3 separate regions of the Homo sapiens genome follow, and regions 2 and 3 are each linked to region 1. A link is a contact called in ENCODE Hi-C or POLR2A ChIA-PET data. All regions are on one chromosome and are shown on one strand. The core of a region is the stretch at or near the end of the contact, and the rest is flanking DNA. Distances in the headings are between cores, read along the strand shown.

Region 1 (3,575 bases), core at 397-2,896:
TCTACCCACTTTCTCTACTATACTTCTTTCAGATATCTCTTCTCTTCGCTTCCATTTGTCGTACCTTTGTTCTTTGCCTTTTACCCAAATTTGACTAAGAAATAATTATGGAGCCATGAGCCAGGCACAACACTAAGCTATAAGCTCTATGTGTTGGGGATCCAGAAATGAATAAAGTAGACCAGCTCTTTGCCATCATGGAACTTCCATTATAGGCCAGACACACAGATCATAAACAAATAAACAAATAAATGAGCAAGATCATTTCATATAGTGAAATGAGCTATGAATAAAATAGAATAGGTAATATTTAAAAAATCTTGTTTGGGGCAAGGAGAAGAGGATTGATACTGCAGGCTGAGACTCTGGGGAGGGGAGCCAGCTATGTGAAATGCTGGGAACAGTGTGCTCTAGGCAGGTGGAATGGAAACAGCAAAGGCTCAGCTGTCTGAGGTGAAACTAAGCTCGGCTTGTTCAAGGAACCAAGAAAGCCAGCAAGTTGGATCCCAATGAGCAAGGGTGAGAGTGCAGGTCTGAGAAGTAGGCAGGGACCAAACCACAGATTTCATTCTATGTGTTATGGGAAGTCATTGGGAATTTAAAGTTAGAAGTGACATGTTCTGGTTTGCTTACTTTTTAAAAGGTGACTTTGGCTGATATGGGGATAACAGATTGTCAGGGAAACAAAATTAGTTGTAGGGAGATCAGTGGGGAGAATTTACAGGGATTTAGTGATATATGATGATGTCTCAGACCAGAGTGAAGTAGAATACATGAGGAAAAGCTAGCAAGGATTTTGGGGGTACAGGTGGTGGTATTTCTATATGGACCTGTTAATGTTCTTCCTCCTTTCAAGTTTTTACATCTCAGTTCATTTGACACAAAGCTAACAGTGTCCTCTTTCTAAAGATGCCATTATTTGCCCAGATATCTTAATTGGCTCACCACTGCTCATAGAATAAACTCCAAAGTCCTTGGTGTATATTCAAAGCTCTCTGCTATCTGGCCTCACCTTCTTTAGAGTTCCATACAAATGGGCTGATAAGGAAAGGGAAAAAAATGGTTACAGAGACATTCAAAAGTTCTGAGATAAATCATTTCAAAAATAGTGATATTCATAGAAAGTGGTGCTGGTTTTTGATATGTGAAGGACCAGCATTCACAGCTCTTCAACTGCTCTTAAAATCTGAAAGGTTCTGTCATAAATGAAAAAGCCACAGTGCCTCAACCAGTGGCTTGCTTTAACTTCCAAGGGAAGAAATAGGAAAGCTCTAGGAACTAGAAGAAATCATGTAACCCCTTAGAACACAAATAAATAGATGAATTAATTGATTTTGTTACAATCCTTCGCTTTATTCGTTCCCTGGTCTAAAATCTCCCATTATAATGCAATTAAGTGAAACCTCATGACAAAATGTAATGATTAAGCAAACTATAAAAAGGCAGAACTTGATAGAATGAAATCGTGTATCACATTGAACATATGATTTCCTTTCTCTTCTGCCTTAAGTAAGCATTTCTTAGAAATCAAAAATTCATGTCAAGATCATCAAAGCCGACTTGAGACGTCATCAGGATTAACAATCTAGAGTAACAGAAGGGGGCAGTGTTATCACAGTCTCTTGCATCAACCTGAAACCTTGAAGAAGAGAAACTGAAAGTCACCCTGAGTAACACTGTTCACTTACCCAGCATCCTCAACTGAGTCCCAATTTCAATTACTAATTTCTTTCCACTTGTGAAGTCTTAAGCTCCCAAAGTCAGCAATGAGATGCCCCCTTTGGTCCACCAACTTGACATACCCTGCCAAGCCCTATAAGAAACTGATCCCTTCTCACTGTAGCCTCAAGAAATGCAAGCCTGTCTCTACATTTACCTTCATTATTAATTATTCTGCCTTTTACAGCATGAATGGTGAAAGAAATTCACTTGTATTGACCATATAAGAAAAATACTTTATATTTAACATGTTATCAGAAAAGGCCTAAAGTTTATTTGTACTGCTGAAAAAAAAAAAAATGGAAATACGCAGCTCCATGCAGAAGCACTGCCGCAAACACTCACTGTTAGCCTGAGATGCATAGAAAAACAGGGAACTGTCTCGGCTGTTGAGATAATTTAGCAGACAAGTCTAGAGAGAGATAAGTGGAGGCAAAAGCTGGTAAACACCCCCAAAGAGGAGGTGAGATTTCTTAAAGAAATCTGAGGAAGGATAACTCAGCCAGCTGTCTTCAGGGCTTAGGGAGGGAGGATGAGAGGAATGAGAGGAAATATCATGACTAGACAGAGTTGCTATTGCACTTTGAAGGACAGGTGGAACCTAGAAAACAGAAGCTAAAGGTTCTATGTAGAAGGGAAAAGTGGTTGAAAAAATATGTGTGTAAGTGTGTCAGGGGGTATATGGAGGGGAGCAGCAGTTGGGAAAAGAACAGTCAATTATCCAGTTTGGCTGGAGCAAAAGGCACCAGTGAAAGAACAGTGGAGGAGTTTGAACTTAATTCTGTAAACACTAAGTAGTCATTGTGAGTTTTTGAGCAGAAATGACAGAAACAAGTTTCTCAACGACCACCACTTCTACAGAGTAACTCAGAACTCATCTACCCTCTCCCCAGCATCCCTTTGCTCACTTATCAGGGAGGACTTCCACCAATGATTCCCATTCAATGTCCCCACTGACAGGTGTGGCTTTGACATTAAAGCAATAAGAATTTCCGTTTTTACAACAGTATTAAAAAATATTTTCCCTCTATCCCCCAGCCATGAAAGAAAGGGAAATAAAGATAAAAGCTGCTCTATTACCCATTTGGCAAAGTGAAGAATGGTGTACATTGAATGTCGCACATTAACGACAATCAGTGAGGCTCACCTTCAGCAGAGAATGAGAATGTTTTATGTGTGTTGTGGTGTGTGTGTGTCTGTGAGTGCCCATTCACTCATTCATTCAGTAAATGTTTGTTTAGTATGTTCCACATGCTAGGCATTGCCATAGGCAATGGGGATTCCACAATGAACACAAAAGAGCTGAAGCTCCTGCCTTCATAGAGCTCACATTCTAGACAATAAATGAATAAGCATATAGAATGTCAGATGATAATAAATATAGTGGAGAAAAATAAAATAGAATATTAATTACTATGTTACTGGGGAGGGGTATTAATAGCAAAGGGACAGAGGGGACAAGGAAAGAGGTAGGGGAAAAGTGTGTTCTTTAGTAGTTTAAGCTAAAAAAGGCTTTTTCCAGTCAGGTGAACTATAGTAAAGAAAGGAATTTTCATTCAACAATCAATCGTAATATTAATAGATATAATAATAGATACCAATTACTGAATCACTACTACATGACTGTCACTATGCTGAGCATTATTTCATTTATTCTTCACAATAAGCTTTGTTAGTGTGACACTTATAGGCACAAAGGAAAGTGAGGCATCGTAAGAAAGAGAGAGAACGGAAGGAGAGAGAAGCCAAGGTTCAGATAAGTCAAGTAGCTAGCCCAAGTGATCTTACGCAAATGTACAGAACGTGGATTTGAGTGCAGACACTCTGACTCCAAAGCCTGCACTCTTAACCCAGAC
Region 2 (3,575 bases), core at 651-3,150, 2.6 Mb after region 1:
TGGAGAAGAGGGAGCAAGGGGCTATGCTAGACCCACCTTCATTCTGGATGATGCAGCGAACAATCCTCTCTACTGTGTCCTCATTCATGTCATCGTCCTCAGCTGAAGGATGAAAGAGATTGGCAAGGAAGCAGGAATGAGTCAGCTTTGGGGGAATATTACCTGGTGGCTCCCATCATTTATTGCTTAGGACATACCCTTTTACCTACTTGCTATCATGCTGGACCTCAGCATTTCAGGGACCAGAAAAGATGGGGACACCAATGCAAGCCCAAGACTACCATCCAGAGGACCGTTCCTGCCCATGCTGCTTTCTCTAGTTTTGCTTTCAGAGTGGTGTCACCCCACTTGCTAACTCAAGAGTGCATCACTAGGCTTCCTGAGCAGGTTTGATCAGGATTTGGCCTGGGTCTGTTGGTCAGGGAGGCAGAGGTGTGGGGAGAAGGGTGAAAGGTGACTGAGCCAGGGTTCCAGGCTCCTCACTCACGGGGCTGAAGCTGGGCATCGTCAGGCTCAGAGCCCCTCGACGTGCGGCAGCGGTAGCCCTTCTTCTTGAGCACGTGGCAGATCATGAAGCCTACCAGGCCCATGAGGAAGAAGACCAGCACAAGCAGGAAGAGCATATATAGCCCATGTTGGGGCGGTTCCAGGTCAGGCTGTGGTTCCGACATGAGGCCCTGGGGGGCGAGCGCGGGCCAGGGCGCCTCCTGGGTTTAGGGGGCTGCAGCTGGGAATGGGGGAGGGGTAGGAATGCCGTCCTCAGGATCTGAAACAAGCACGTCTAAGACGTCCGGCTGAGGTCCGGCCCCACCCCCTACCCAACCAGGGAGCTGTCCGGGCCAGGAGTGCTGTTTCGCCTTTCGGCAAGAGGTCAGCGGCAACGCAAGCTCTCTACCACGACCCTGGTCCCGCTTCCCCGACGCCCCGAGCGTTCCCCTTTCCAGCTTGTTCGCGCTTCTGTCCCTCCCAAGGACACTGCAGCACGAGATGGGACGGCATTCTTAGGCGGCGGGAGCAGAAATCCTGCCTGAGTCAGCGCCCGCACCTCCTCCACGCCGGCCTGAGCCAGGCCTCTGCAGCCCCTTCCTCTCAGTACTCCCGCACCCCTCTCCCTTTTTGGTTTCTCCCACCCTGACCACCTGGCCGACCCGGTACCGGTGATTTGGTTCTGGTTCCGGCTTCTGCTGGGGTTCCGGCTCCAGGGGCGTCCTAGTGCGGCTCAGGGCCCCCGACGCCCTTCCGGCGCTCATCCCTTGATTCCTCCCCTCCCCCTTCGCCGCCTCACCGGCCCCGGGCTGTGGCTGCGGATACCCGCGCCGTGGCAGGCGGGGGGAGGGAAGAACAGAGAAGGATGCGGGCTGGCTGAGAGCGGTGGCAGGCTCCGGGCAACTCCGGCCCTGGGTCAGGGAGATCGCCTCCGCAGCCGCCCTGGCTTCCCAAATGCCTTCACCCGTCGCGGGCCCAGGACCAGGGGGCGGAGCGCAGGTGTGCGGGGCGGAGAGCGTGAGCTCTGCGCGCGCGTGACTGCGCCGGGCCCCCCCGGGGCAATGTGCGGCGCCGAGTCTGGGTCCGGGTAGGGGACAGGCGGTCCGGCGTGGGTGTTGTCCACTGGTCTATCCGGTACGCCTGGCGCAGCTCCTGCCCTCAGATGCCCCGACCGAGCGGAGAGTCAGGAATCTTCTCCGAGGGCTGGGGGAAGCCGGCTTTCCGCACCTTTGAGGGACGGAGTGGCGGGATCTTCGGAGCTTCCTAGAGAAGTGACCACGGCCTGCGCCCGGTTTGGGGCAAGCGGCTGGATGGGATGGCTCGGCTTCCCGAGGATCTGACCCCCGGCCGGAGACAAATGGCCCTCGCATCCTAGGAGCTATGCTGCCAGTTCCCTGCCCAACCCGGGACGCTCAAAGCCCCAGATACCGGGAGAGCTGAGCCGGGCGAGGGGCGGAGCTCCCCTGGGGGCGTGGCCTGGGTGTGGATGGAGGCGGGGCCGCAACGCCCAGTTCCGCAGAGGCCGGCTACGTGCTTGCGCAGCACGCACGGCCGGGGAGGGGCTGGCGGCGGCCGCGGGCGGCGGGCGGCGGAGGTGCGGGGCCTGCTCCCGCCGGCACCATGGCCAAGACCGTGGCCTATTTCTACGACCCCGACGTGGGCAACTTCCACTACGGTGAGGAAACAGGGATATGCATGAGGGGTTGGGACACGGAGGTTTTGAGGCGGGGTTGCAACTCCAGGGGTGAGAGCTGACGAACTCTCTTCTCCCCACCCCCAGGAGCTGGACACCCTATGAAGCCCCATCGCCTGGCATTGACCCATAGCCTGGTCCTGCATTACGGTCTCTATAAGAAGATGATCGTGAGTTCCGCCGCCTCGGCCGGGGGTTGGGGGGTGGGGCGAGCTGTGGCCGTAGGGATAGGTGGGCTGGACTGAGTGCATGAAGTGCGACCCGCCCCTAGAGTATCGGGGAGCTGGATAGAAGTCACCAGGAGTACCTTGAAAGTGCAGGGTGTTGGGGGTGGCGTCCTCTGCTTAATGGAAAGTACTTTCTCACCTCAGGTCGGCCACCCTCTGACTGTAGGCACACTAGCCCTTGGCCTAGGGTTAGCGTGATGTGGGGCTGGTTTGAAGACAGAAGGTGTGTTCCTCCTCTGCATTTTAGAGTGTGGATAGGGCCTTGGCCTCAGGAATTAGGGTTAGGGGAGCGGATATCACTGTATCAGGGTGTGAGGTTTACCCTCAGTTCCCACTCCTCTTTTACCACCTTTCTTTACCTCCAAGGAGCTAGGGCTCCAGGGTGGAACGATGCTGCCGTCTTTGTAAATGTGTATGTGCGTGTGGAACAGAGGCGATATTTTAGATATTCCTTTTTCAGCCTGGAATACCTCTACATGGTTCTGCTTAATCGCTATCCAGTTTTTCATCTACCAGACATACACATGCTGTCTTCCCAGCTTGGAATTTATGGCTGTGATATGGGATAGTAACAGTTAAGCCACGCCAGGCGTGGTGGCCCATGCCTGTAATCCCAGCACTTTGGGAGGTTGAAATGGGGGGGATCGCTTGAGGCCAGGAGTTGGAGACCAGCTTGGGCCACAGTGGGACCCACATCTACAAAAAATAAAAATAAAAAAAGTAGCCATGTGCGGTGGGTGTGCCTGTAGTCCCAACTACTTGGGAGGCCGAGGCGAGAGGATGGCTTGGGCCCAGGAGTTTAAAGTTACAGTGATCTATGATCAGCAGCCTGAGTTGACAGGGAGGACCTTGTCTCAAAAGAAAAAATAAGACAAAACAGCTAAACCCAGGCTTTATGTGTTGCTAGGGAAACTAGTGAACAATATGAATGAATGTTCATTGCTTGTGCCAAGGCACAGACAAATGGACTGGTCATAGAAAAGACTGAGGTGATGTTAGTGCAGGAATCTATATCCCTTGAGATTGTTTGCCTGTATGTACCTGTGTGCATTTTCTGGGAGAAGAAAAGCTCTTTCTTGTGCAGTTTTCAAAGAGGTGTGACACATCCCCCTGACCTTCCAAAGATAATAAATCTTTGATTTTAATTAGAAAGTTGACATATATCCCAT
Region 3 (3,575 bases), core at 283-2,782, 2.0 Mb before region 1:
CACCTGAAGTCAGGAGTTCGAGACCAGCCTCGCCAACAAGGCGAAACCCCATCTCTACTAAAAATACAAAAATTAGCTGGGCGTGGTGGCGCGCGCCGGTAGTTCCAGCTACTCGGGAGGCTGAGGCAGGAGAATCGCTTGAACCCGGGAGGCGGAGGTTGCAGTGAGCCGAAATCCAGCCACTGCACTCCAGCCTGGGAGACACAGCGAGACATTGTTTCAAAAAAAAAAGGTTATAAAACAAAATGTTGATACATCTGTTACCTCTTTCAAGCCTCCCAATAACATTTCTACTAACACCACCCAAAATATTTTTAAAAGACAGGTCTCTCATTCTTTTCGGTCCCTCATACTACACCCCAATTATCTTCAGGTGTCCTCTCAATCTTACAAAAACATTTACAAAACTGTCCTCTCAATGGCACAAGAATACTTACAAATCTCTTATTCTTTCTACCGCTCCTTTTATTCCTCCAACACCACCTGTATCTAAAAATCCCTACATACTGTTAGGTATACTCCTCCACCAATTAATGCTGCATACCAGTGTAGCCCTTTCAACCTTCAACTAAACTTACAGAAACCTCTTTTTTCCAACCTCTATGTATCTAAAAGTCATCAGTTCCCCTAGCACTATCAAGCCCTCAATAATACTTTAAAATCCCTTAATATCCTTGCTATCACACTTATCACCTCCCCAATAATTTCTAAAACCCTTCAATGCCCACACATCCTTTTCATCTACTCCATAGTATTTTTCAAATCCTTCAATATTCTTGATCCCTCAGAACTTACCAATAATCGCTATACAGTTTCAATGTCCCTGCTATCCGCTTCTGCCCTCATATTTCGAAAATGCCCTCGATATTTTGCTTCTAGACCTTTCAGTCCCGGAATAATAATGTTTATCAAACCCTTGATATTCTGCTATTCCCTTCGACATCTCAATATTCACATTTTAAAAATCCCTCAAGAGCCCCGTTACCTCTCTCTCAGTTCTCAAACAGCAATGTTTTAAATTCCCTCACGGCCCCTGCTACCCCTTCCAGCACCCCGATATTTGCGTTTGAAAAGCCTTCGCTGTCCTTGCCTGCCCCCCCAGTCCCCATATTCACGGCGCCTCTCCGTCCCCAGCGCTCCTCTCCCACCCTCACCCCCACCACAATGGTGATAGTACTACAGGGAAGGCGTCGCCGGGACCTCCCGGCCGCGGCCCCTCAGCGCCGCCCCCCACGCCACCTCCCCTCCCCCACGCCCCCGCGAGCCCCCAACGCCCACGTTCGCCGGCCCCGGCCCAGCCCGGCTCACTCACATCGGCTCCAGTAACTTGGCCAGCCAGGACTTGAGGGCATCCACATCCTCTATGAGCATGGTGCAGGGAAGGCGGGCTCGGCCGCCGCTCTTCTTCAGGCCTGCCGTGGGTCTCCACTACGCCGCCCCCTCACGTTCCCTTCACAGCTCCCGGTGCCCCAGCCCACCGGGCATCTTAGGAGACTTCAACCTACTCCCCCGGCCGGGGCCTAACAGGAACTAACCCAAGAGCCCTCACTCAACCTAGCCCGAAGGCTGAGGTGGGCGGGAGACAGTGCCGAGTGGCAGGCCTGAGAACCAGTAAGAGAGAGGGGGCCCTGAGGGCAAGACCAATGAAAAGGCTCGCTCGCCCCGCCGGCAGGCGGTACCCAGTCAGGGAGGAGAGATATAGCAAGGTAGGTGGAGAGCTTAAGTGAACTCCTGGTGCAAGATGGTATCTTGGAAAAGGTGCTTTGCCTCTTAAAGGGGCAGCGGCGCCTTTTTTTGACCACGCCGCCGCCCGCCGCGGAATACCGGTGTCTGCTGCTGGGAGTGCCTGGGGGAACCCGGCGAGCCCCTCAGCCTGGTTCCTTCCTCTCGTTTTTCTTGGAAACACACACTCGTGTCCCGAAATGACTCAGCTGTAGTAAATCTGCAACACAACGTGCAATACGTTCACGTTCGACACATTGCACAGAATGCAAAATTTTACTTTTTTTCTTTACACACTCATGTTGATTGGCACTCACGTTTGTATTTTCTGCTGCTCTGCTTTAATTACGCAGAATGTTTCTGACAACCATGCCTTGGAATCCAGTAATCGTCATTTTTAAAACGTGGCGCACGGATGTAAAAGGCTGAGGCCATTTCAATTTTGCTAGTACTATTAATAAATGTTGCTTTATTTAGGAAGAAAAATGACTCCAATAGTTTGTTTTTAATTATCTTTTCATTGTATATCTAAAATTCAGTGGTTGGGGGACGGGAAGGGAGAATTTTAATCAGCAAAGAAGGATTACAAAAAAATTTTTAAGACAAATTAGAAACTACTGAAATAGTCAACTTACTTTCTAGTAGGTGAGAAATTCTTTCTGGAGTTTTGAAATCACTGATTTAGCACTGATGTTAAAATGTTTACCCAATAACATATACTGAGTCCCTGCAATTGCCAGCACTGAGTAAGGCACTAGGAGTCCAATGCTGAGCAAAACAGAGCTTCTCCTCTTAAGATGATGAACAGTTTATGGGGTTATGCATTGTAATAACATTTTGAAAAATACCTAATGAGCACGCACCTCATATAAAAGAAATGGATCAACCTCAAATAAACAGACATCCTATATATACATAGAACAGGTATAGGCAAACTTCTGCAAAGGATCAGATACTAAATATTTTGGTTTTGTGAGCCTTGAGGTATCTATGGCAACTACTCGTCATACAATGTCTTGGCTTAAAATTAACCAGGGACAATATGTAAATGGAATGATTGTGGCTGTATTACAAACATTTATTAAAATTATATAAAATTTTAAATTTATATAATTTTCACATACCATGAAATATTATCTTTTCATTTTTTTCTCCATTTAAAAATGTAGGCCAGGCTGGGCGCGGTGCCTCACACCTGTAATCCCAGCATTTTGGGAGGCCAAGGCGGGTGGATCACCTGAGGTCAGGAGTTCCAGACCAGCCTGACCAACATGGTGAAACCAGTCTCTACTAAAAATACAAAATTTGCCAGGCATGGTGGCACACGCCTGCAATCCCAGGTACTCGGGAGACTGAGGCAGGGGAATCGCTTGAACCCAGGAGGCAGAGGTTGCAGTGAGCCAAGATCGTGACAAGAGCCAAAGAAACTCCATCTCAAAAAAAAAAGGGGGGGCTTGGCACGGTGACTCATGCCTGTAATCCCAGCACTTTGGGAGGCCCAGACGGGTGGATCACCTGAGGTCAGGAGTTCCAGACAAGCTTGGCCAACATGGTGAAACCCCGTCTCTACTAAAGATACAAAAATTAACCGGGCATGGGACGGGCGTGGGCCAGGCGCAGTGGCTCATGCCTGTATTCCCAGGGCTTTGGGAGGCCGAGGTGGGCGGATCATGAGGTCAGGAGATCGAGACCAGCCTGGCCAACATGGTGAAACCTCGTCTCTACTAAAAATACAAAAATTAGCTGGGCGTGGTGGCGCGTGTTTGTAGTCCCAGCTACTCAGGAGACTGAGGCAGGAGAATCACTTGAGCCCAGGAGGCGGAGGCTACAGTGAGCCGAGATCATGCCACTGC

What was found. Hi-C counts contacts between places; a loop is a spot of excess contacts on that map. ChIA-PET counts read pairs that join two places held with the same protein, here RNA polymerase II (POLR2A). Pooled maps may share reads with other maps.
Region 2: a map with no recorded cell type shows a loop between it and region 1 (7-fold over the local background). The contact joins the promoter of RELL2 here to the enhancer-like site in region 1. A Hi-C loop is called at or near these places in 1 of 37 single-sample maps with no recorded cell type and 4 of 50 pooled maps. POLR2A ChIA-PET finds 5 or more read pairs at or near these places in 1 of 52 experiments (activated CD8-positive, alpha-beta memory T cell).
Region 3: a map of naive thymus-derived CD4-positive, alpha-beta T cell shows a loop between it and region 1 (5-fold over the local background). The contact joins the promoter of RBM27 here to the enhancer-like site in region 1. A Hi-C loop is called at or near these places in 1 of 168 maps with a recorded cell type or tissue (naive thymus-derived CD4-positive, alpha-beta T cell), 1 of 37 single-sample maps with no recorded cell type and 11 of 50 pooled maps. POLR2A ChIA-PET finds 5 or more read pairs at or near these places in 1 of 52 experiments (BJ).

The regions. Positions count from the first base shown.
Region 1 is chr5:144,190,267-144,193,841 of GRCh38, reverse strand. The region is part of intron 2 of KCTD16 (potassium channel tetramerization domain containing 16); the gene reads right to left. Among named protein-coding and RNA genes, the nearest start is that of KCTD16, 21 kb to the right of the region's middle. Within about 2 kb of position 1,646, at least 3 of the 41 ENCODE cell types and tissues checked have a DNase peak (open chromatin) inside an H3K27ac peak, as active enhancers do.
Region 2 is chr5:141,635,322-141,638,896 of GRCh38, reverse strand. It overlaps RELL2 (RELT like 2), which reads right to left and starts at 1,900. Exons shown (of 7, transcript NM_173828.5): 1 at 488-1,900; 2 at 37-102. The coding sequence starts at 671. HDAC3 (histone deacetylase 3) reads left to right here and starts at 2,048. Exons shown (of 15, transcript NM_003883.4): 1 at 2,048-2,161; 2 at 2,267-2,349. The coding sequence starts at 2,107. RefSeq lists enhancers at 492-611, 1,312-1,361 and silencers at 1,872-2,161, 2,222-2,271, 2,281-2,575.
Region 3 is chr5:146,201,562-146,205,136 of GRCh38, reverse strand. RBM27 (RNA binding motif protein 27) reads right to left here and starts at 1,532. Exons shown (of 21, transcript NM_018989.2): 1 at 1,313-1,532. The coding sequence starts at 1,371. It overlaps RBM27-POU4F3 (RBM27-POU4F3 readthrough), which reads right to left and starts at 1,532. Exons shown (of 20, transcript NM_001414499.1): 1 at 1,313-1,532. The coding sequence starts at 1,371. RefSeq lists enhancers at 1,317-1,476, 1,947-2,096.